2 separate regions of the Mus musculus genome follow, and region 1 is linked to region 2. The links are chromatin loops, found by intact Hi-C in ENCODE. Cell type or tissue: heart. All regions are shown on one strand. Links, peaks and the distances in the headings refer to the core of each region. The heading gives the core; the rest is flanking DNA.

Evidence for each region. Hi-C counts contacts between places; a loop is a spot of excess contacts. Peaks named below come from ENCODE experiments on the same cell type or tissue, not always from the same donor. Only the 100,000 strongest peaks of a DNase experiment are listed, where the experiment ranks them.
Region 1: it touches region 2 in a loop (2.3-fold over the local background); 2 of 42 quality-filtered maps call a loop at or near these places.

The regions. Positions count from the first base shown.
Region 1 is chr19:45,011,550-45,022,283 of GRCm38, reverse strand. Lzts2 (leucine zipper, putative tumor suppressor 2) reads right to left here and starts at 4,149. Exons shown (of 5, transcript NM_001130526.1): 1 at 4,054-4,149; 2 at 448-897. The coding sequence starts at 855. Twnk (twinkle mtDNA helicase) reads right to left here. Exons shown (of 5, transcript NM_153796.4): 5 at 9,520-10,700. The coding sequence ends at 10,380. In heart, for the core only: a CTCF peak has its summit at 4,871 (motif pointing left); DNase peaks (open chromatin) are centred at 4,203, 4,653, 5,733 and 6,173; H3K4me3 peaks cover 2,500 bases; H3K27ac peaks cover 2,500 bases.
Region 2 is chr19:45,072,217-45,082,950 of GRCm38, reverse strand. Kazald1 (Kazal-type serine peptidase inhibitor domain 1) reads right to left here and starts at 6,864. Exons shown (of 5, transcript NM_178929.5): 1 at 6,715-6,864; 2 at 5,738-6,287; 3 at 4,495-4,655; 4 at 4,243-4,390; 5 at 3,662-4,084. The coding sequence starts at 6,269. The coding sequence ends at 3,984. Gm35782 (a long non-coding RNA gene) reads left to right here and starts at 7,842. Exons shown (of 4, transcript XR_877888.1): 1 at 7,842-7,929. In heart, for the core only: a CTCF peak has its summit at 6,072; DNase peaks (open chromatin) are centred at 5,020, 5,750, 6,160 and 6,930; H3K4me3 peaks cover 2,367 bases; H3K27ac peaks cover 1,195 bases; H3K27me3 peaks cover 1,944 bases.

The sequences.
Region 1 (10,734 bases), core at 3,690-6,189, 60 kb after region 2:
CACATACACACACCTCTGAATAATTGAAGCAACTAGGCTGGAGGTGGTAACAAATGCCTTTAATCCTAGCCCTCGGGAGGCAGAAGCAAGCAGATCTCTGTGAGTTCGAGGCCAGCCTGGTCTGCACAGTGAGTTCCAGGACAGCCAAGGCTACAGAGAGAAACCATGTCTCAAAAAACAAAATAAAACTAACTCAGACAATTACTATATTGTTCATTTGAGGTTGCTGGGTACTTTACTATGTATTAATTCTAACAGGAACCTACAAAGATTAGCCTCTAACCGTAACCATAAAGACACAGAAAACGGGGCTCAGACAGGTTATTTCACTGTCTGAGTGGTAAGACAGAACCCATATTCTTTGCTCTACTGACGCTTCCAAATTCTAGCTTCCCTGAGGGGCTCCTGGCTTCCCACCCAGGTCCTCCCAAAAGGGCTGCCCGTTACCTTCTCCAGCTTTCCAGAGACAGGGATGAGCTTTGGTGGGGGCCCACGGAGGTGGGCATTGTGTGCCTGATGTTCCCGGGGATCTTCAACATCACTGCTGGGGCTGGGAGGAGACTCTGTCCGGAAGTCCTCATTGACATAGGTAAAGCTATTGCCTGGGACAGCCTTCCTCGGTGGCACAGCCGGGCAGAGCGGTTCCTGTGCCTCGTAGCCACCCGGTAGCAGCCCATCCTGCTGGCGGAAGAAGGTGGGCCCAGGGACACCATGATGTCGTTGAGGAGCAGGTCCCCCGGGGCAGGGCCGGCCTGAGATAAGACTGCTCACGCTGCCCATTGCTGGAGTTTTGGGGGCAGTGGCTGTCTCACGTGCGGGCTCCAGAGGCACTGGCAGAGTGTGCACAATGGCCATGGTGGCAGAGGCTCAGGTCTGGCCAGGGGCCTCCGGGGCAACCTGTGAGCAGGGCATTGGTGTCAGAGTCCCTGCACCTTGAGGATCCTCCCCCTATAAGCCTTCTCCTGACCCCCTCCTCCAGATAGAACATTCCCCATTTAGGAAAAAGGCTTCCCTTCCAAGAACTGGCATGAACCTCGAGTTCCTCTGGGCCTCAACTCTAGTCTGGAACAAGGCTAAGGAATAACTTGACCACACAGAGAGGAAGGAATGGGAGATCTAAACATTTATACAGGGTTCCTTGGCAGAGAAGACCTAGTTTAAGCCCCAACCTGTATCCCCTATATAGCCAAAGACTCAGATTGGGCAGAGATCCCTAACTCTAGCTCCCAGTACAGGTCCCTACTCTCCTGGGACAGGTGGCCTCATTACTGGGCTGTTTGGGCAGAGGACACGTCAGGGATGCAATCAGCAACTCAGATGGTAATTAGGGAACAAAGAGTCAAAGCCAGGCGCTGTCCAGCCTCCCACCACTGGGCCTCAGTTTCTCCCAGACACTCAGGCGGCTTCGAGGGTGGAGCTGGCCAAACAGGAAACCTTACAGGTCTTAGGAATCCACAGGTGCCCTCTGGGGTCTCTCCTACCTCCCAGAGGTTGATGCAGGCTGTGCTTGTTTCCATGTCACTCTTAGCTTCTGCCATCACTCGGGACTAAGGGAGCCTACCCAGGCCCTGTCCCACTGCCAACCTTTATAAACCTTCCTGCTTTAGTTGATCTTCAGAATAACCCCTATGGAATTTGAGCAGGAGCCCATTACCACGTCTAGTAGGAGCTCAAGTAAGATGGCTGGCTCCGCCTCCCCTAGTCTTACTCCTTCCTGGAAAGAACAGCAAGCCTGCACCCAGAACGGAACTCCCGCCCAGTCCCAAGGCTGCCGATGACCAAGACTTAGGCATCTGCTGAAGTCATCACAGAGCAAAGGGGCCAAAAAGTGGACTGAGGATCCATGAGAAAGAAGAATGTGTGTGTGTGTGTATGTGTGTGTGTGTGTATGTGTGTGTGTGTGTACATTTACTTGTGGGTGTGAGTACATAGACAGGGTCATAAAAAAATGAACAGTATCTGTGAGAATATGCATGAAACTGTGCAGTCCATGTGGGTTTAGACAGATGTCAGTACGTTCATACATGTGTGTATATGTGTGTGTGTGATGTAGGGGACATGACAAAACCAAACAGGGTTGTGCTATGTACCATAGGTGGGCCTCAAACTCAGATCCTCCTGCCTCAGAGAGCTGGGATTCTAACCTTGTGCAAATATGCCGAGCTGTATGTGTGGTTTTTTTTGTTTTTGGTTTTGGTTTTGGTTTTTCGAGACAGGTTCTCTCTGTATAGCCCTGGCTATCCTGGAACTCACTCTGTAGACCAGGCTGGCCCTGAAATCAGAAATCGGCCTGCTTCTGCCTCTGCTTCTAAAGTGCTGGGATTAAAGGTGTGCGCCACCACTGCCCACTGTGAATTCTTTTTTGCTGTTTTGTTTGTTTTTTGTTTGTTTGTTTTTCCAAGACAGGGTTTCTCTGTGTAGCCCTGGCTGCCCTGGAACTTGCTCTGTAGAGCAGGCTGGCCTTGAATTCAGAGATCCACCTCTTACTGCCTTCTGAGGGCTGGAATTAAAGGCGTGTGTGTTACCACCACCAGGCTGTATGTGTGAATTCTTATGTTTTACAAAGTTATGAGTTTCGTAACTTAGAAAGCACACCACACAGTTATTAATGTGTATAAAACAAATGAATCTGTGGGCTCTGGATGTCACTATATGGCAAAAAGAGAAATGTTTGGATAGATATACCAGTTTGTGCACACATATGTGAGGTTTGTGTAAATACCACTAAATCTTCCAGTCACCTATCCTCAGTAAGCCATTCTGCTTCTTCTCCTAGCATGAAATTCTAGGGAAAATCCTCCTTTCTTTGGGTCCATTGAGTCAAGTCTCTCATAGACTGAGACACACAAATCTCTACAGGACGCCTGCAGTTCTCCTGGGACAGTTACATGGATTCCTACTGTACACAAGAAAAGTGTGTGAAAGCTCCCCAGGACCAATCTGTATAAGTGAGCGTTCTGGGAGTGCATGAGGACCTGGGTGACATTCAAAGCCACCAATGTGAATGGGGACTCCTCCTCCCTAAAACTTTTTTTTAACTTAAGAGTTTGAGGAAAGGTGAGATCACAGTGCCTGACGCCCTTGCCCCATCTTATCTTTGTATATTGTTCTCCACTAAGTGCCTCTAAGTGTTAAGACCAGAGACTCACAGGAGTCCAGCGTGAGGAAGGAGTTGCTAAGAGCTAGGGTAGGAACTGAAGTGTAGCAACTTCTCTGTAGGGTAGGTACTGAGATCGCCCCCAAAAGGTCCAGCCTAGGGATGGAGACTGCTCCACAGTATAGTGAGGAGTGAGAAGGGGCTGGCACTCCTGTCCCTACTCCAGAGGACACAGAAAGTGAGACCCAGAAGGAAGGGCAAGGGCCGGGGTAGACACTCAGAGAGACAGGAGCCAGAAGACAGAAGAGACAAAGGCCAAGAGGCTCAGACACGAGGAGCCAGAGGCAGACCCATGAGTTAGGGTCGCTGAAGCTACACAGGCAAGGACCCCTAAAGCCAGAGGAGCCACAGAGCTGAGCTCTGAGGGCCAGGCGTCAGGAAAGCCAGGCCTAGCCAGCCTGGCTCCCGCTTTTGAGGCCCAAGAGAGAAGGAGGGGCAAGCGGCTCCATTTTGAGAAATGCGTTTGTAGCTGTGGGAAAAAGAAAGCCCTGGTTCTCCCCAGCACTCCCTGACCTATCACTATGGTACACAGACCCCTGCGCCCCCACCCCAGCAAGTAAGCTGGGGGTTCTAGAGTCTGGGGCCGCGCCAGGGCCTGAGATGAGTCTGGCCCACGTCCCAACTCTCTGACCTCAGGGCTGGGGTTGGAGAGTTGGGGAAAGTCCCCCCAAACACACACACTCAAACTCCAGAGACCAGTCAAGCAGGATCCAGTCTGGGATCACGAGTTGCCATTCCGAGACTGAAAGCCCAGAGTCGTCGTGTCCCCCCACCCCCCCCCCCGCCACCCACAATAGTCCGCTCCTTCCATAAACTGGGGGCGTCTATGGAATGCCACCTCCCCACCGGACCGCATCGCTTAGAAGTTGGGGCACCCTCAGCCCTGGACCCCTCACCTCCGCCGCGCTGCTCCATGCTCAGCCCCGGGCCGCCCCAGCACTCCACAGGCGCGCCGCCCGCTCCAGCCCGCGCGCGGCCACTCGGAGCTGCCCGGCTCGGCCCCGCCTCCGCCCAGCCGGCGCCCCCGGCCCTGACCGGCCCCCGCCCGGCCCGAGTGGGCGGTGCGCACTGATGGGGGGAGGGGTCCGAGGGGCGTTCCCGCCCCGGGGAGCGGACACGCGCAAGTAACCCACGTCACGCGTGCCAGCCAGGGCGCACGCGGGGGCTGCTCGGCGGCGCTCGGGATTCCTCCCAGAGTGGCCTAGCAACTGTGTGTGTGTGTGTGTGTTGTGTGTGTGTGTGTGTGTGTGTGTGTGTGTGTGTGTGTGTGTGTGTGTGTGTGTGTGTGTGTGTTAAGTGTGGTGTGTGTGTGTGCTCGGTAGCGCTCGGGATTCCTCCCAGAGTGGCCTAGCGACTCTGTGTGTGTGTGTGTGTGTGTGTGTGTGTGTGTGTGTGTGTGTGTGTGTTAGGAGGCTCGGCCGGCTCGAGACTCATCGAGCCGGGTCACCATCGCCTATCCCTGCCGGAGCCCAAGGGCCAGCGGCAGCTGGTCATTGTTCCAGCACAAAGAGCCAAGGCGCGGCGCCAGCCCCGCCCCTCCCCCTCCGCTCCTCTAGGAGAAGCTTCCCTCCTCAGTCTCCAGCTTCCCGGTCCATGGGGAGGCCGAGGGGGTCAGCCATCCCTCTCCAGTTGCCGGCTCCTGGGCACAAGTTGAGGGACTGGCTCGGTCGCTGTCTGTCCCACCCCCAGCAGGCTGGAGGTCACACGCTTGGATTTTCCAAATCGGCGCCACCTGGTGGCCCTTTCCAGCAACTTACCAGCCCCCCCCCCCCAAGACCCCCACCAATCCCACTCCCTTTCCAGCACAGCACCCTCGGGCCGCGAGCCCAGGCTTGTCCCTGGCATGGCTCCAGCCTCCCTAGCCGAACCTCGGGGGTCATTTGCTATGAGAAGGGTCGCTGCTCAAAGGGGGTGGGAGGGATACCTGACCCCCAATAATCTCAAGAACGAACAGCTCAAACCTACACTGGCTCCGCAGCAGACATCCCAAAGTCTCTCTTGGGGTCACAAATATTTTTACCCTCTCGAAAACAACAGTCTTAACACCCACACGACCTTTCCCACATTCAGTCTCGGGCAGCCACAGTCAGTCTCATCCATCACGTGGCTCCATAGATCTTCATTCCATAATCCTTCAGGCCAACTCACAGAAGGCTTGGTGTTTCGTGCACGGGAGAGTGCACAACAGTCCTTTGCATCCAGTCACATTCTTTAAATACACTCAGCCTCCCAACCCTCTTCCACGCAATGACAGCCGGATTCAGCCACTCTGGAAACTTCTTACATCATATTCACAAACTACCCACTTTCCCTGAGGGGTCTCTGTGACCTGCTCAGGTCAGCCGACCTCACATGTTCTGGCAAGGCCATCCTCCCTTCCCCGATCCCCCCCGCCCCCCCCCCCAAGGTCTGCCAGAGCTGGGCTCAGCCCCAGGAAGAAGCACCCCCCCCCCTTCCAGGCCACAGCCTGGCCGGCTCTCAGCTCTATTTTTAGCTCCATGGAAAGGGTTGTTTTTCTTTCTTTTTCCCTGGAAAGGAAAACACAGCCTAGCCACCCTCAGGCTCACTCCAGCCCCTCAGCTTCACAAGAACATACCGAACCCCTCTCCCTAACAGAAACCCCCTCCTCTGGCCTTGCCCTGATCCCTGCCTCCTGGGGCACCGAGAACCTCCTCCCCTTTCTGGCCTCCAGCCCAGAAGCTCAGGCAGCAGCTGGGCTCAGCATGTGGCCGGGTGAGGGGTGGGGGGAATGAAGGATGGGGGCCGGAGGGGGAAGAGGCTGCAGCCCCCTCTTTCACTTTCAGAGAGGGGACTCTGATCTTTCTTCCACCTAGAGGAGACACACTCCCCTTAGGTTTAAGGATATATTTACTCTTGGTGCGTTCCCTTTGAGGAGGGGTGAGGGGAGACTCTTCTCGCTTGAGTGGGCTATTTGTGCCCAGTCCTGCAAGGGGTGGAGGTGGCGGTAGGAAGAGGACGTAAAGACAGAGCTGTATGAGACCGGGGCAGCTGTCTGGGGCCATCAAGGTCCTTTCGGATACCTTTCAAGGATACGGGTTCCAAGAACGTGCTAGTGAGCTCCAAGGCAAGGAGCCCAAGTTAGCCCCAACCCTCTCCAGGTCTCCGGGTCACCCAGGCCCCCAGGGGCGTTGAGCTCCCATTCTGGGTGAGAGGATTTATCATCATTCCAGGTGAAGTGTGGAATAAAGCTCCATACAGGGCGAAACAAACATGCTAGGACCAGCGGAGAGGTAGATGAGAGGGGTGTCCCTGCCTAGACAGGAGTTGGGGAGCACTACCCACCCGGCTGCGAAGCAATCACGTGCTCAACGCCTGTTTACGTCTTGGTCTTCACCTGCAGGCAGCCGGCTGGGAAGCAGGAACCGCCTGGTGCGACAAACCCCGCCCGCCCCCGCCGATAGTCTCAGGGCGTCCCCTTTCTCTCACTCAGCCTTGGGCAGAAAAACTCAGCGTCCAGGTCGCAGGGTGGGGTGGGGAGTCGCGCGAGCTAGTGGTACTGCCATTGGGACAGCTAGGGTACCTCGCTGTGTTTGTCCTTTCCTGAGCACACGTGTGTTCGCGTCCTAAGTGAATGCATGGGTGTGTGTGTGTGTGTGTGTGTGTGTGTGTGTGTGTGTGTGTGTCGGCGCGTGTGTGTAAGTTTTCTTACTCCTTTGCTGTTGTTTCGCCTGCGGTCCACAGAGTGCGGACCCTTTCCTCATCCCAAGACGCGTAAAGTTCTCTCCAAAGTGAGGACCTGCGGGAAGCCGGAGCTCCTGCACCCCGTCCGCCCCACCACTCACCCAGCGTCACCTGCGCCGCTGCTCCCTTTTTGGCCCGGCTCCCGCTCCAGCGTGCCTATTTCTTCGCCGTGATAGAACTCTACTTCTCCAGCCGGCTCCGGGCTCAGCGCTCCCGGCTCCCCGCTCCCGCCAGGCCAGCCCTGGAAGAGTGGGGCGGGGCGGCTGAAGCCGCGCCCCCCCCCAGAGGGGAGTGGTCTGCCCCGCACCTCCAAATAGCTAACCTAGTACCCAACCCAAAAGTAGCCTGACCCAGTACCCAGTCCAAAAGTAGCCTGGTGGTGGCCTAAGGCTGTCTCTCTGGCCTTTTGACTGCACAGCATACTGACTTTTGACCTAAGGGGAGGGCAGGCGTAACTGACGTTTTAGCTACCTGGCAGCCTTAACTAAGGCACGGTAGAGATTGCCTCTCTCCTGCTCTGTGGGGAACTCAGTCCGGTCCACTCTGCTCACAACCAGAAGAGGGAAAATCCCTAGGAAGCAGACAAAGAAGTATCGAGTTTCATAAAACACACACACACACACACACACACACACACACACACACACACACACACACACTCATTAGGGCTGGGGCTGGCTGGGGGCTGTCCTGGCAGACCTAGTACCGCCTCTTTCCCTAGAGTAGTTAGCAACCCAGGTGAGAAAGCTGCTAGTCCTGGCCCCCCATAGGGCACAGCTAGGCTTCCCTTAGATCCATAAAGTCCCACCCACAGGAGCAAACAGGAAGTTGGCCTGTATTTCAGGGACGTACCAAAGGCTCCTTTCCTCCCTGACTTACCAGGTATATTGTGGAAAGGCTTAAGTTTACAGCTCTCTGAGCCAGGCCCACTGCCTGAGTAGTTGGTTCAGGAGACCAAGGTGAGTTTGGTCTCAGACTCGCCCACATTACAGCTGTTGAAGACCTAAAGCCGCCCCCTCACGGTCACGTGAGACCCAATGTAAGTCTGAAAGCAGGGCTGCAGATCTAATCTGACCCTGCTAGGCCAGACCTTTCCAGGAGGTCTCTGGGACATGGAGTAAGTGGGACACAGGGTGACACGACTCATCCCAGGTGATTTGCTTCAAGCCACTTTGAGTATGTGGATAGAAAGTGCCTCCTCGGAACTTTATATTAAAGATATAGGAATGACCTTACCTGGCTTCCGGGCTCCAATGGCTACTGAGCATATTTTGTGCTAGAGCTTGCTGTGGGGAGTTTAGGGCAGGTACGAAGAGGAATGTGTTTGTGTAGGGGGTGTGTTAGCTAGCCTTCCTCCTCCTCCTCTTCCTCATTCTGGTTTGTGAAGTGTGGGGGTGTGCGCCAGCCAGGAGGGTGGAGCTGTCTCTCTCTCTCTCTGCTGATTTACAGCCCTCACAAACTCCAAAGGAGAAACTACAGGATTGTCTGAGGACACGCCAGGCATTTTAGGGAGAGTAGAATACAGAATCCATACTCTGATAGGTAGGAGTGATCTCTCTCTCTGTACATCTGGAAGGCATGGCTGACTTAAATATTTCAGACCCTGGTTGAGGCCTAGAGCAGCCAACTGCTGGTAATGATTACTGCAGGATTAGAGAGGCCTGGCTCCAGCCAGTCTGGGAGAGACCCCCAAGAAGGCAGGCCCTGGAGGAGCTACCCCCACCCCTAGGTTCTTCCCCACCACCAACAGCTTTGCAAGCAATTGTTTCAGGTCTTTGTGGCTAGAGTTCTCAGAAACCCTGGACTCTACCATCCGGTTCTAAAAGCTTCCTCTTGGGTTGATTTGAAAAGGTTGCTCTTCCTCTAGGGAGTAAAAAAACCACCCCTCTACCTAGAGCAGAGGCTTGCTAATACCCCCAATCTTGAAATCGCTACTTCAGGGCATCACACCAATCGAAATGAAAAGGTCATTTAGCAATATGCCTGGCAGTCTGTGAATCATTTCTTCTAAAACCTTCTGTAGCGCCTGGTAAACTGAGGTATCCAGACCCCATGTCAAACTCCAAATCTCAGAGGATGTAAAGGCAGGGGAGAGAGACTGCCCTAAGCTCAGAGTTTTTAACAAATTCCCAGCTCGAGCACATGTTAAGGAGAGATGAGAGGACTCCAGAGGGAATGAATGAGGGTAAGGGGAAAGAGATAATGAGCTATTTTTGAGGTAAAGTTTTGAGTAGCCCAGTCTGGCCTAGACTTAGGATACTTGGAACTCCTGATCTTCTGCCCTCTACCTCCCAGGTGTTGGAATTAAAAGCATTCACCACCACGCCCAGCTAGGGCTGACTCTTGAGTCTACACTGAGATATGTGAATGGTTCACCTCACAGGTGAAGAGCGACAGCTGGTCAGGCAAGGCCTGGGTATGTGACCCACACCTGTCAGGAATTTTATGGGGTCCTCAACACAGCACCCTGTTTCCCCTATTCCAAGGACGGTGTATCTCTAGGGGGTGAGATGTGAAGGCCCTGTACTGCTCCCTGCTATTTGGGAGCTTCCGGCTCAGAGGTTGAAGTGGGGAAAAGGACCCATTTACTCCCAAGTCAGAGAAGAAATCCAATTAGTGTGGGGAGACACCTGGTGGACAAGTAAGAAAAAACGCACAGAAACAAAGGCAATAGAAATGTTTCATTCAAACTGGAAAAGGCTCTACAAAAGAGTCCTAGCTCCAGCTGTCAGAGGCAGCAGTGAAATCGGCACCCACGGGGCAGGCACTGCAGGCTTACAGCTTCTTTCCATGGTCCAGTGGGAAGCAGCTTCCATCTTTGAAGCCCTAAGAGTACAGGATCAGCACCTCAGATCAATTCTTCTGCCTGGCTCTACAAAGCAGAGCAGAGAGGCTCGGTGCCTACCGCATCAGCCTTCGGCTCTGGAGCTTCAGCAAACCTCCTGTTTCACGGCAGCTTCAGGGGCCTGGCCTCTTCATCTGCCTTGCTCATTCCCACCTGAGGGTCTGGCGTGTTTCCATCTGGATCCCTTTCTGCAGAGGTTCACAGGCCCATGTCTAGTTCTCCCATGCACTCTGTTCAGACACCTTTTCAGACTGACTAATCAAAACAAGCTGACGAGGCAGGCGGATTTCTGAGTTCGAGGCCAGCCTGGTCTACAAAGTGAGTTCCAAGACAGCCAGGGCTATACAGAGAAGAAACCCTATCTGGAAAAACAAAAAACAAAAACCCAAAACGAGCTGAGTCTAGCATCCTTCCCTTTGCTTCGTTCCTTTCACCAAAACGCTGGTTCTTTGGAAACAGCCTTTGTCTTTCCAGTGCTATACAGAAAACCTATGGGGAAAAAACAAACACAAACCAGCATACAGGAGATTCCCCAGTAGCTGCTCAATTAAAAATTTTCACCATGGAGTCCAGCCCTGGGCTGGGAAGGGTTCTGTAGCTCAGGACTATATGGAAGAGCCCCAGCAGAAGGCCTGCTCCACCAGGCTCATTTCAGCGAGCAGCAGTGCACTGCTTTCACCCTGAGGACTTGGAGGTATCTGGCTGGGCGGGGCTGGGGTCCTGGCCTAAGCAAATCTCAGGGTTCTGGTGCGCAGCCCCTTTTTTGCCAGAAGAGGATTTTTTGGCCACTAGTCCATTGTCGTCCTTGATCTTCTTGAGTCGGGCTTTGCTCTTGGGTGGGATGGAGAAGGTAAGGGAATTCTTGTTGAACTCCAGTGGGAAGACACCTACGTCTCCATCAAAGCGATTCTTGGACACCTGCAGATACCGTTTCCCAGGCCCAGTCACCAGTTTCCTATCCTGTAAGATCAGAACATTGTCTGCTTCTTGGCTTGCCTAAAGGAGAGGGGGCAGGAGAAAAAAAAGACAT
Region 2 (10,734 bases), core at 4,745-7,244:
CAGATCTTGATAAGTCAAGGCCAGTCAGGTCTATATAGTGAGTTCCAGGATAACCAAGGCTACATAGTGAGACCTTGTCCTCCTCCTCTTCCCTCCTCCATGCTACCCCAAAGACCTCAACCCTAGGAAGAGGGAGGACTTCAAAGAAGGGAACCAGTGAGAAGAAACTCAGCAAAGCCAGGCAAAGAGGAAGGAGACATGTCTTTTCCCACAGACAGGCTTAGGTAGTAGTCTGCAAAGTGGGCCTTAACAGCATCCGTGTAACAAAAGAAGGGAAGAGGGACGAAGTAGCCAGGGAGCACCTTTCCTGATTCCACCCTAGGAGTGTGCTCCTGGGGATTATGTTCTCCTCCAGAGCCATGCCCCACCCTCTTTTGGGTCCCCGGGACTGAGTTTAAACCAGAACTCTAATAACAGCATGGGAGAAGATGGCCCAAGAGCAGGGAACAATGTTTCATGGAACACTGGTGTTGAGCATCCGCCCCACCTTACCCACCAATGAGTCACCTAAGCTAGGCCAAGCCCTGAAGCTTTTAAAGCTCTCTTCTTCTCCCCCCCTCCAGCACATCTGGAACCCAGTTTAAACACAGAAAAGCCTAGAGAGGGTTGGAGCCCCCTAGCGAGAGAGGACGGGAAAGCGACTTGTCTGAGCCGGTTTCCGGGCTCTGACCAATCCTCATGTATCCCTGCACCAGAGCATCTGTCTGGTCCCCTAACTTAATCCCATCTGTCGTGTCCCCTAATTTAACTCTATCCCCGAACCTGGCTACATTTCTTCCCTCAGGCCCTTCTTAATTCAAACACAACATCCCAAGTGCTCCCCTCCTGGTCTGCAACTGACTCCCAGAGTTCAATGCCATTCAGACGAGACCCCTGCCAGTCTCTAAGAGACCCCTTACACTGTGGGCAAGCCTGTCTCCTTCCTGTGACCCTTTGCTTTAAGAAAAGTGGGGGCGGGGTGCTGGAGAGATGGCTCAGCAGTTAGCACTGGCTGCTCTTCTAGAGGAACTGGGTTTGATTCAGCACCCACAGTCAGCAGCAGCTCACAAGCATCTGTAAACTCCAGCTTCAGAGAATCTGATGCCCCATTTCTGACCTCCGTGGGAACCAGGCCTGTCCTAGGCCTGCGCTGGGATTAAAGGTATGCTCCACCACACCCCTAATAAAATAATCTCTTTTTAAACGTCTCTTATATAGAATTAATTTATTTTTATTTTTATTTTATGTGCGTTGGTGTTTTGCCTGCATGTATGTCTATGGAGTTACAGACAGTTGTAAACTGCCATGTGAACGCTGGGAATTTAACCCTGGTCCTCTGGAGGAGTAACTAGTGCTCTTAATCGCTGAGCCATCTCTCCAGTCCCCCTTGAGGGGATCTTTTTACAAGGGTTTTTCCAATCAAACAAAAACTCTCAAGGCCCCTTAGCCCAGGCCCGCCTGCCACTACCAGAAGTATCCACCAGATGGCAGCCTTTCCCCAGTTCCTAAGAATTGCCAGAGAGGTCGCCTTTTCCCCACTATTCTTAGTGGTTGGGGGCATAGACTCAGCCCCTCAGTATGGCGAGTGCATCCTTGGTCCCCAAAGTCTGCAATTTTGACCTCTTTAAAATCAAATCCTTCCTCTCAATCTTCAATTCTCCTTCTACTGGATGGGCAGACTCCCCCTGGGGTCTTCGGTTCTGTTCAGTCCTCAGATCGACCCCTATGGGGCGGACGTGACTTGGCTAAGCCCCACACCCTCGATTCTGACCAGCGCGGATGAAAGAATCCTAGAACCTTAAGCAGAAGTGGTCAGAAGCAGCAGCGCCCGTGTTACTACCACTCCAAAAAGGGTGATGGAGTCGGTGCCTTTAGCACATAGTGTCATGCACACTTGTACACGCAGTCCCCTTTGGTTTTCTCCACACACCCTGCTCTGAATGGAGGAGAAACGCAGCCAGGTCAGCAAGAGAGCATCCTTTCCGCAGGTCGAAGGTCAGAGGCCAGGACTACAAGTTTGGGAGAGGGTTGGTTCGTATTAATCCAGTTGGTCTTCTCTCCCTGACTGACAACCTCCGGGTGGGGCAAAAGGGAACCCTTTTGTTACATCTTACACAAACGACTTAAAGCCCCAGAGGTGGGCCCCCGGGATGGCGGTGCACAGGGAACGTCCCACCGCCAGGCCTGGGCCTCTATGGCTCTGCTCTCCAGCAAAGGAACCGCGCACCTCGGCTACGAGCCGTTTAGTGCAAAGGGCTTTAAAACCCGTGGGGATGCGGAGCCGAGAGTGCCCGCAGCCGCTCAGTTTCCCCGTCCTCCTCCCCCTCTCCTCCCTCGGGAGCGGCGGGAAATTATTTATTAAAACACCGCCCGCGCTCTCATTTATTTGCGGTGAATAATCCTAGGCCTCTCAGCGCGTTTATTAAACCTTTCCCGTCCCCGCGCCCGCATTACTTTAATAATAAATCGCGTGTCACTTTCCGGCGACATTATTAAACCCCGTCCGCTGCAGCAGAGGCGGGGTGCGGGGAGGGTGCAGGCGGTGGGCGGCAGAGCATCCTTCCACTCCAGGCTGCGGGGCCCAAACCCTCAAGGCTGCAGAGCGGGGAACTGAGGTTACTCCCCGCAGATGCGACAGATTCGGGTTTGGGCGAGAGCCAGCCTGTGCTCTGCAGGTAGGTACAAGGGGACAGGCAGGCCCCAGGACATCTTGACGCCACGGAGAACAAGCTATGATGGACACAGGGACCCGGACCTAGGTCCTCTCTCACTGGGTGGAGAGGACCTTCTTGAAAGCGTGTAGTAGGACGATCCCCACCCCCACTCGGTCCAGACCCTCCCACTGTTCTCCTTCTGCCGTTCTGCCAGCGCCCTACAATTCGCTGCCAGTACTTGGCCGCAGCACGGCTACCGGGAATCACAGTCAGAATCACACTGGAAAAGTGGCAGCAGCCAGGCAGAGGCAGTTGGAGATGCAGTTCATACAGGCAGGAGGGGTGGCCAGGCCTCGAGCATGGGGTTCCAGGCCACGCCCCTTCCAGGGGGGGCAGCAGCCCGCGATGGGTCTCACACCGCAAACACAGACGCTGAGCCAAGAGCGGTCCCTCCCCGCGGTGGCGCCAGCTCCGGGCGCAGCCCCGGCGCGTAGGAGGTTGTCGCTTTCCACACACAGCGTCTTGGCCTGGTGACTAACTCCACCCTACCCTTAAACAATTTCATAAACTCCTCAGTGTCCCCGGGCTAGGTACAAAGAGTATGTGGAGAGATCTAGGCCAAAGAGTACTTTTGTGAAAAGACCTCACTCAAGTCAGAAAAGACTGCTAACAACTGGGACAGTTAGAAACGACTTTTACATTTTTCTGGAAAATGGAAAGGAAAGGAGGGAGAAGAGGAAGGGTGTGGCTAACACAGGTGCCCCCACCACTAATTTATATTGAGGTCCCACCCACATAGACCTGGTTCCCCACTCTGCCTGGGAATCTATCCCTATACCAGCGGGGAGGGGGGTGCGGGGGGGGGGAGTGAGGGGGTCTGGGACGACTTCCTCCTCTCTCCAGTCAGATTGCTCTAGGCTCCCTCAATAGAGGACAGGAGAGGGCAGTATAGGGCCTGCAATCTGTTATGTGCAGAAGCCAGAGTCTGTTATGTGCGCATCTGTAAGAATTGTCCGCAGCAGTGTGGCTCGGTTTGTTTATATATTTTTTTATTGGTGCCCACTGTGTCTAGTCGTATGCTAGGTGGGTTTTGTCCCCTAGAGTGTATAAGACACGGAGCTACCCCACCCCTCTCCCTGTACTGAACTAAATCAGTTCCGCTGCGCTCATCTCTACCGCGGACGCTTCTGAAAGATGAGTTTTGAGGAAAGATGAGCTGAGGCTACACTGAGCATTAAACAATCCATGTAAGGACCCTGCTCGCCTTTTCCAGTCTTCTCCGGGCTTTCTAGACAGCAAGGATGCAGGGCTCTGTCCACATGCCCACACCTGCAAAGCAGAGATCTGGACCTAGTAGTAATCGCCCAACTCTTCACTTTCTGCCTCCTCCTCCTCCTCAGGAAACAAACTCCGTGATTGCAGCTGGGAGAATCCCGTGGCGTTCAGCTGCTCTGCAAACATACGTGGTGAAGGAAAAAGGGTCAGGGGAGAGACTTGGTGTATGGGAAGGCACGCGTGTGTGTCCGAATCACATGCAGCCTGTTCCTTACAGGCATCCAAGAGTCCTAATGCAGCCCATCCTGGTGCCCAGCGCTCAGGGCTCCCTTACCTGGTGTGAGCACTGTGAGGGTTGCAGAAGCTTCCGCTTGGCCCAGAGCATTCCGGGCAAGGCAACGGTAGGTGCCCTCATCACTAGGGCGCAAAGCTTGAATCTGTAGCCAGCCAGTCACCTCAAACTTCTGAGGTCCACCCCTAAACTGGAGACAGACCTTGCTGTCAGCAAGGTCATCTGCAGAAGTCCTGTTTTTTTGTTTTTGTTTTTGTTTTTTCAAGGAGTATGCCCCTGCTCCCTGTCCCCTACCTGCACAGAGATATGAGGGTCATCCCCCGGCAGCTGGATGTCCAAGCCATCTTTCCTCCACTCAATCGAGGCCATGGGGTAGGCAAACACCTCACAGCCAAAGATCACATCCTGTCCGGTCACATTCCAAATATTGTGAGGCTGCGACAGGATCTGGGGCTCTGGGGCAGGGGGATGGAAATATGAGGCTTGAGAACAGGAGGCTGTATCCAGCTCGGGGAGGACACAATTTACAAATTGATGTGGATATGTTGGGAGCGGGACACAAAGCATGCCAAGGGCAACATGCATCTGCAAACAAAATATGCCACAAGCCAGGAGACGTACAAAAGTAGGGGGGATGCACACAAGGGCACAACAGCCAAGTTCGGAGGTGCACAGGCACAGAGAGCAGTGTCCATTACACAGACGTTGCCTACAGACCCACAGCTTAGCTAGATAAACATGCTCTGTCCTGGACTGCTCCGCTGCCCTCATTCTACCCAAGGGCCCCTTTCCTGCGGGTCGTGTAACCAACACCTCCCTCCCTCCTTCCCCCTTTTCTAACTAGGCCCAGTTCCCAAAGGCTTGAAGAGCAGCCACATTCCAAATGTCGTGAGAATACGACAGGATCTGGGCTCCGAGAGGGAGGAGGTGGGAAAAACACCGCAGCAGGGGAACCTGAAACCTCCTTGTTGCACGGCAGAAAACTGTTGGGACCCCCCCCCCCGCCCCTGCTAGTGCATTTATTTCCACTGCAACTCCAGCCTAGCCAGACTATAGAGTAGGTAAAAGCTGAGGAAGTGTGGGTGGCCAAACGAAAACCACAAGCTTGAACATCCCCAACCCCAACCCAAAGGATGAGGGACAAGAGAGGCAAGAAGCTATCTTCCCTTCTCTAATTCCTAAATGCGTGAGAAAACTGATAGGCGGGAGCCAGGGTTAACAGGATGCATCTCACAGGGCTCCAGCAGTCTACGCAAAGTTTTGGGTGAAGGGGGGTCCTTTCAGTTCAGACCCAGCTATTGGCTATGTGCCTGTTCCTTCGGAGGCCAGTCCCTGCAAGGACCTGCCTGGATAGAGCTCTTAGGCACCTCAAACCTGGCAACAAATCTCAACCTGCTTTTTAGTTGGCAGCCTTTGAGGCTCATGGTCTCCCTCAACTATTCATTCTGCTGACCACAGAGCAACGCTGTCGGGGATCCGGGAGTAGTGCCTTTGGGGAGCCAGGGTTCCTGGTACTAAAAGCCCTGGACTTGCGTACCCGATTCGCAGGGCCCCGGATGCACCACAGTGAGGTTAGCGTCCAGCCGAGCGCGGGCGGCCTCCTGCAGGCGACAGATCTGCGCGTAGGTTCGGCCGTCCGAACCACAGAGCGGGCGCTGCGAGCGGCAGACACACAGCGGCTCCGGCACCTCTCCTCGACTCAGGTCACCGCCCGCGTCCAGCCTGCACTCGAGCTGCTCGCCGCAGCGCCCGTAGAAGTTAGCGCTGGGGTCCAGATCGCAGAGCTGGCCCTCCAGGTTTGCGCATTCCCAGCAGCAGCCGCACGCATCCCGCACCCGGCCTGCTAGGCATCCCCGCGGCGCAGCGCACTCTTCTGGCCGGCAGGGAGCACAACCCTCGCCCTCGGCTAGCAGCCGCAGCCAGCCTCGCCGCAGGTAATCGGGGCCTGTGGACGGCCTCGCGCTAACGGGTAGCTGGGTCCACACCACCAGCAATAATGGTAGTAGCAAGGACAGCGCCAAGGTAGGTGCAGCATAGTTAGCTGGAAGCCCTGTGAACACTCGGGGCATCGGCGCGTAGGTGGCACCCTGCCAGGAGAGGGAAGCCAGGTCTGGAGGTCAGAGATAAAGTCAAGGCTGTATAAAAGCTTGATTCTATCCTCTGCTACCCTGTAGCCAACTAGAAGCCCTAACAAAGAAGCCTGGTGATTCCCAGGGGTTTATGCCAGTTGGTAATTGATTAAGCTGGTCTTGGGGACTAGGGAATAAAGAGAGAGTGTATCGGGGAATGATCACTAACACCCATGCAGGGATGCACACACCCATACACAGACATACGCGTATACACACACACACATGCATACATATATGCACGCGCGCGCGCACACACACACCAGCATCACCTCCAGAAACCACCCAACTCTGATGCATCTTTGCCCCAGAGATAGATAAAACTACACTTGATGTAAAAACTTCAGGTTGGGGTGATGGTGCTGGGGACATACCAGCGACTCACCTAGTGCCTTGGACTAGGCCCTTAACAGCTGGGATTTCCAACCTAAAAAAAAAAAAAAAAAAAAAACGGTAGGGAACGAAGAGTCGCATGCACGGCCAGCCAGACCCGCAGGCCACCCCTGCTTCTGTCAGGGGATCGCTGGCAGCCCACAGACTTAAGATTCAAAGAGAAACTCCTCCGCCTCTTCTCCCCGCCCCCAGATGTCGAATACCCGCCTTCTTCCCTGGCCCCGAGGCCGATAATTTTATCCAGTCTCACAAGGACCCTCCTGGGCCTTTCACTTCGACCCTAGCCCAAAGTCACAATGAGTGTACAGAGCCGCGTAACCAGACGCCGCCACTGGGAAAGCAAAGGCTATGAGAAGAGAATAGGGGTGGAATGGCCGAGGAGCTCAAACTGTTGGCTGAGCCTCAGGTCCTGTCTCATCTGATTTAGGTCTGGAGAGCGGCAAACAGCTACAATATAGAAAGAAGGAAAGGCTAAGAAATTTTACTCAATGTAAAATTGACTTCAACACTATGGGCGTTTCTGGAGGCCAGGCTCGGGGCCAGCTTCCTCTGGGCACGGTTTGCAGCTGTGTTCACCCAGTCTCTCCACTGGGGCGCAGACTAGACTATAAGCTTTTCCAGCTGCCATCCACATCTGGCTACCTCCCTCCCAATATAGGGCAGGTGCTTGAACCCGCGGAGGAGCCTGGTGATTAGAGGTCGGAACTGACTAGCGGCCGCAGCAAGGCCGGCGGGTGACTCCCCATAGGGCGTCTCTGGGCTCCGGATTACAGGTTGCAAAATTCGAGCATGTCGGGGCCAAAAGTGTTCAGTCTGGAGACCTCCGCCAACGCCACGGTGGCACTTTTGGGTTAGGGGCAGGAAGCAAAGCATCCCCGGAGGCCCGCCCACCACCCCGAGAATGGCAGGCCCCGCCCCCGCCGGCCCCCAAACAGCTTCCAAAAACCGCAATCCAAGCTCCTAGGAGGAGGAGGAGCAGAAGGAAACCGGGCTTTTAGGCAAGGGAAGGGTGGGGCTTATATAGGCCCCGCCCAGAAGGCGTCAGAGGTTCTGACTGCGCGTGCGTCCGCGGCCTGCGGCGGCTCCGCTCTACCCTGCGAGGAAGAAGCACTGCAGTCACCGCGCAGTTCTGACTTTGGCCGAGCCCTCCTCAAAGGAGCGTTCAGTCAGCAGAGACGCTGCCTCTGATCAGAGGGGTTCCGACAAGGTAGAAGAGAGCTGTACACAGGCAATCCCAAACTCCGAGGAGACGGGAAGCGAATTTCACGCGAGGTTTCGGGATTGTCGCGAGAATCCCAACGGCAAGCTAGAAAAGGAAAAGCCCGCGGCTTTTAAGCCAGGAAAGAACGAGGGCAGGCAGATTCCGATGGTGGTGCTAGGCAATCCCTTGGTTGGAGGACGCGTTAACTGTTGGCCTGGGAGCAGAAGTGAAGCGAGAATTGCAGGATGTTTTGGAAAAGGCGCGAGGAGGGCTTGCCTGGTGGAGGAATGGAGACACTCTAGGGGAGGTCCCTAGCTGTAACTGGGGGCGGTGATCGTTGCCCGATGTAGAGTGGGAGCTGTCCAGGTCTAAATGAGGAACTGTGAGCTTTCAGCCCTAGGAGCCACTATCAAAATCCCCAGCGTCAGGGTCCTAGACACGCTTTCCATCTTAATCGTTGCCGGCGTTTACTGTTAGTCTTCGCGCCTCTAGTAGGAATCACTGTGTCTTCTGTCTCTGTACTCCCCACCCCCACCCCCACCCCCCGCCCGAGACCGACTGCTAAGGAAGTTCTTGGGAAGCATTTGTGCTTTAAAAGTGAAAGACTCCCTGGTTCTGAAAGATGCAGTCACTAATGAGAGGCTAGGGATTAACTCGACGGAGAACGAGCGCCCTCTGGTGGGTTTGCAGCAGCTGCGACTCGTGACAATGCATACTGTCTATACTTTGAAAACGTTCTTACAGTAGTCTTGCGTTGCTGATGATTAAACCCGGGACTTTTAGAGTTAAGCCAGAACTGTTGTCACCGAGCAGTATCTCTGACCCAATAATAATATTTTAGAAAGGAGTTTGTTCGCATAGGGCAGTTTGAAAGCCTAGCTACTCCTGTCTCCAGGTGCTTCTTGTCCGGCACTTTATCAGGTGAAGTTCTAAAACACGTTAAGCAGCAACCGTGGGCACCAGAAAAAGAGTTACTTAAACGTTTAAAACGTTGACTCGGTTTGACAAGCTTCCTTTTTTTTAATTTTTTTACTTATATGAGTACACTGCAGCTGTTCTCACACACTAGAAGAAAGCATCAGATCCCATTACAGATGGTTGTGAGCCACCCTGTGGTTGCTGGGATTTGAACTCAGAACCTCTGGCAGAGCAGTCAGTGCTCTTAACTGCTAAGCCATCTCTCCAGCCCTAGCTTCCTATTGTTGAAGCAAAGGAAATTACTTCTAGTCCACATGATGCGGTTACTGCCAGGCATATCAATGAACGAGGTGTGCTTCAGATGAACACCTGATAGTTCATCTTCTTCTAAAATATCTATTACTGGTTTGTGCCTATGGTGTGTATGTATATGAGTGTAGACATATTTGTGTTTGGAGCTCGGGATGATTTTCAGGACTCAGTCCATCTCCTTCCATCTTGAAGTCATCATCAGATTTGCATAGCAAGCACCCTTACCTGCTGAACCATCTTGCCGCCCCCGAGTATTTTTCTACATTACTTTTGTTTGCGCGTGTTTGAGTGCATTGTACACACTCTGTGCACATGAATGGGAGTTCTGTTCCACCCCATGAGCCCTAGGAATTGAATCAGGGCATCATGCTTGGTGCAAGTGTCCTGCCTTCCTATCATCTCTCCAAACCCCTAATCTTGTTTATGTGCCTTGGTGTTTAGTGTACCTGGGTGAGCACATCAGATCCCTTGCAACTGGAGTTATAGACAGTTGGGAGCTGCTGTGTGGGTGCTGGGAATTGAACCCAGGTCCTCTGGAAGGTGAACTGGTGCTCTTAACCACTGAGCCATCTCCACAGCCCCTCCCCCCCCTTTTATTTATGGTGAAAGCCAGTAATGGTGACACATACCTAGAATCCCAGAACTCAGGAGGTAGAGGCAGGAGAATCAGAAGTTCAAGGCCATCTTTGCCTAACCAGGGAGTTGAAGGTCAGCTGGGTTACACAATACCCTGTCTCCAAAAATCAGACAACAGGAAAAACCCTTAGGATGACTTGGGAGGACTCACTCTATAGCCTTTACGTCATAAACTTTGGTGGGGCACAGTTATGGAGGATGGTGGGGTGTCATTTGAGAAGGAAGTGAAACACATGGTTCACAGTGACAAAATGGATACAGATGAACCCTGCTTCCTATGAATATTAGAATCAATTAAGTCAGAAGGGCTCAAGATCGATAATTAAGATGAAATGCTTTATATTGGTCTACTATGACAAATAGATGTTCTCATTAAAGTAGAAAATAAGATTAAGATAAGTATGTAGACACCACAACTGTATAAAGATGTATCATAAATATCAGTGAGCAGAGAATTTGCAATGAGGCTGCGTGTAACTCTCACTATCCTTTATTTTGTAAAATTATTTTCATAATGAAAGAGTAGAGGCCAGTCTCCCATACCGCCCCCCCCCAAATAAATGAATAGTGACTATTCTTTAGGTAAATTAGGATGTTGAAATAAATACAGAAAGCAGGGTCAGATAGGAAGATAAATATTGTAATTTATCTACAAGTAACATTATAAAATGGAACTAGACTAGCCAGGAACTTGCTTCTGGAATACCTAGGCACTCAGGCAAGCTGAACAGATTTCAAGACATCTTAGACAGACACCAGGCCAACAGTTTCTTTATCCTCCTTCCTCCTTCTCAGGACAGTTTCTTTCTGTCACCCACACCCAACCTTTAATATCTCTTCTGCTTTTGACCACCTGATGACCAATTTTCATAAGAATAAAGTTAGAAGGAGTATCTAAAGTATTCTACATTTCCTTAAAGTTACAATTATTATGTGTAATTGGTG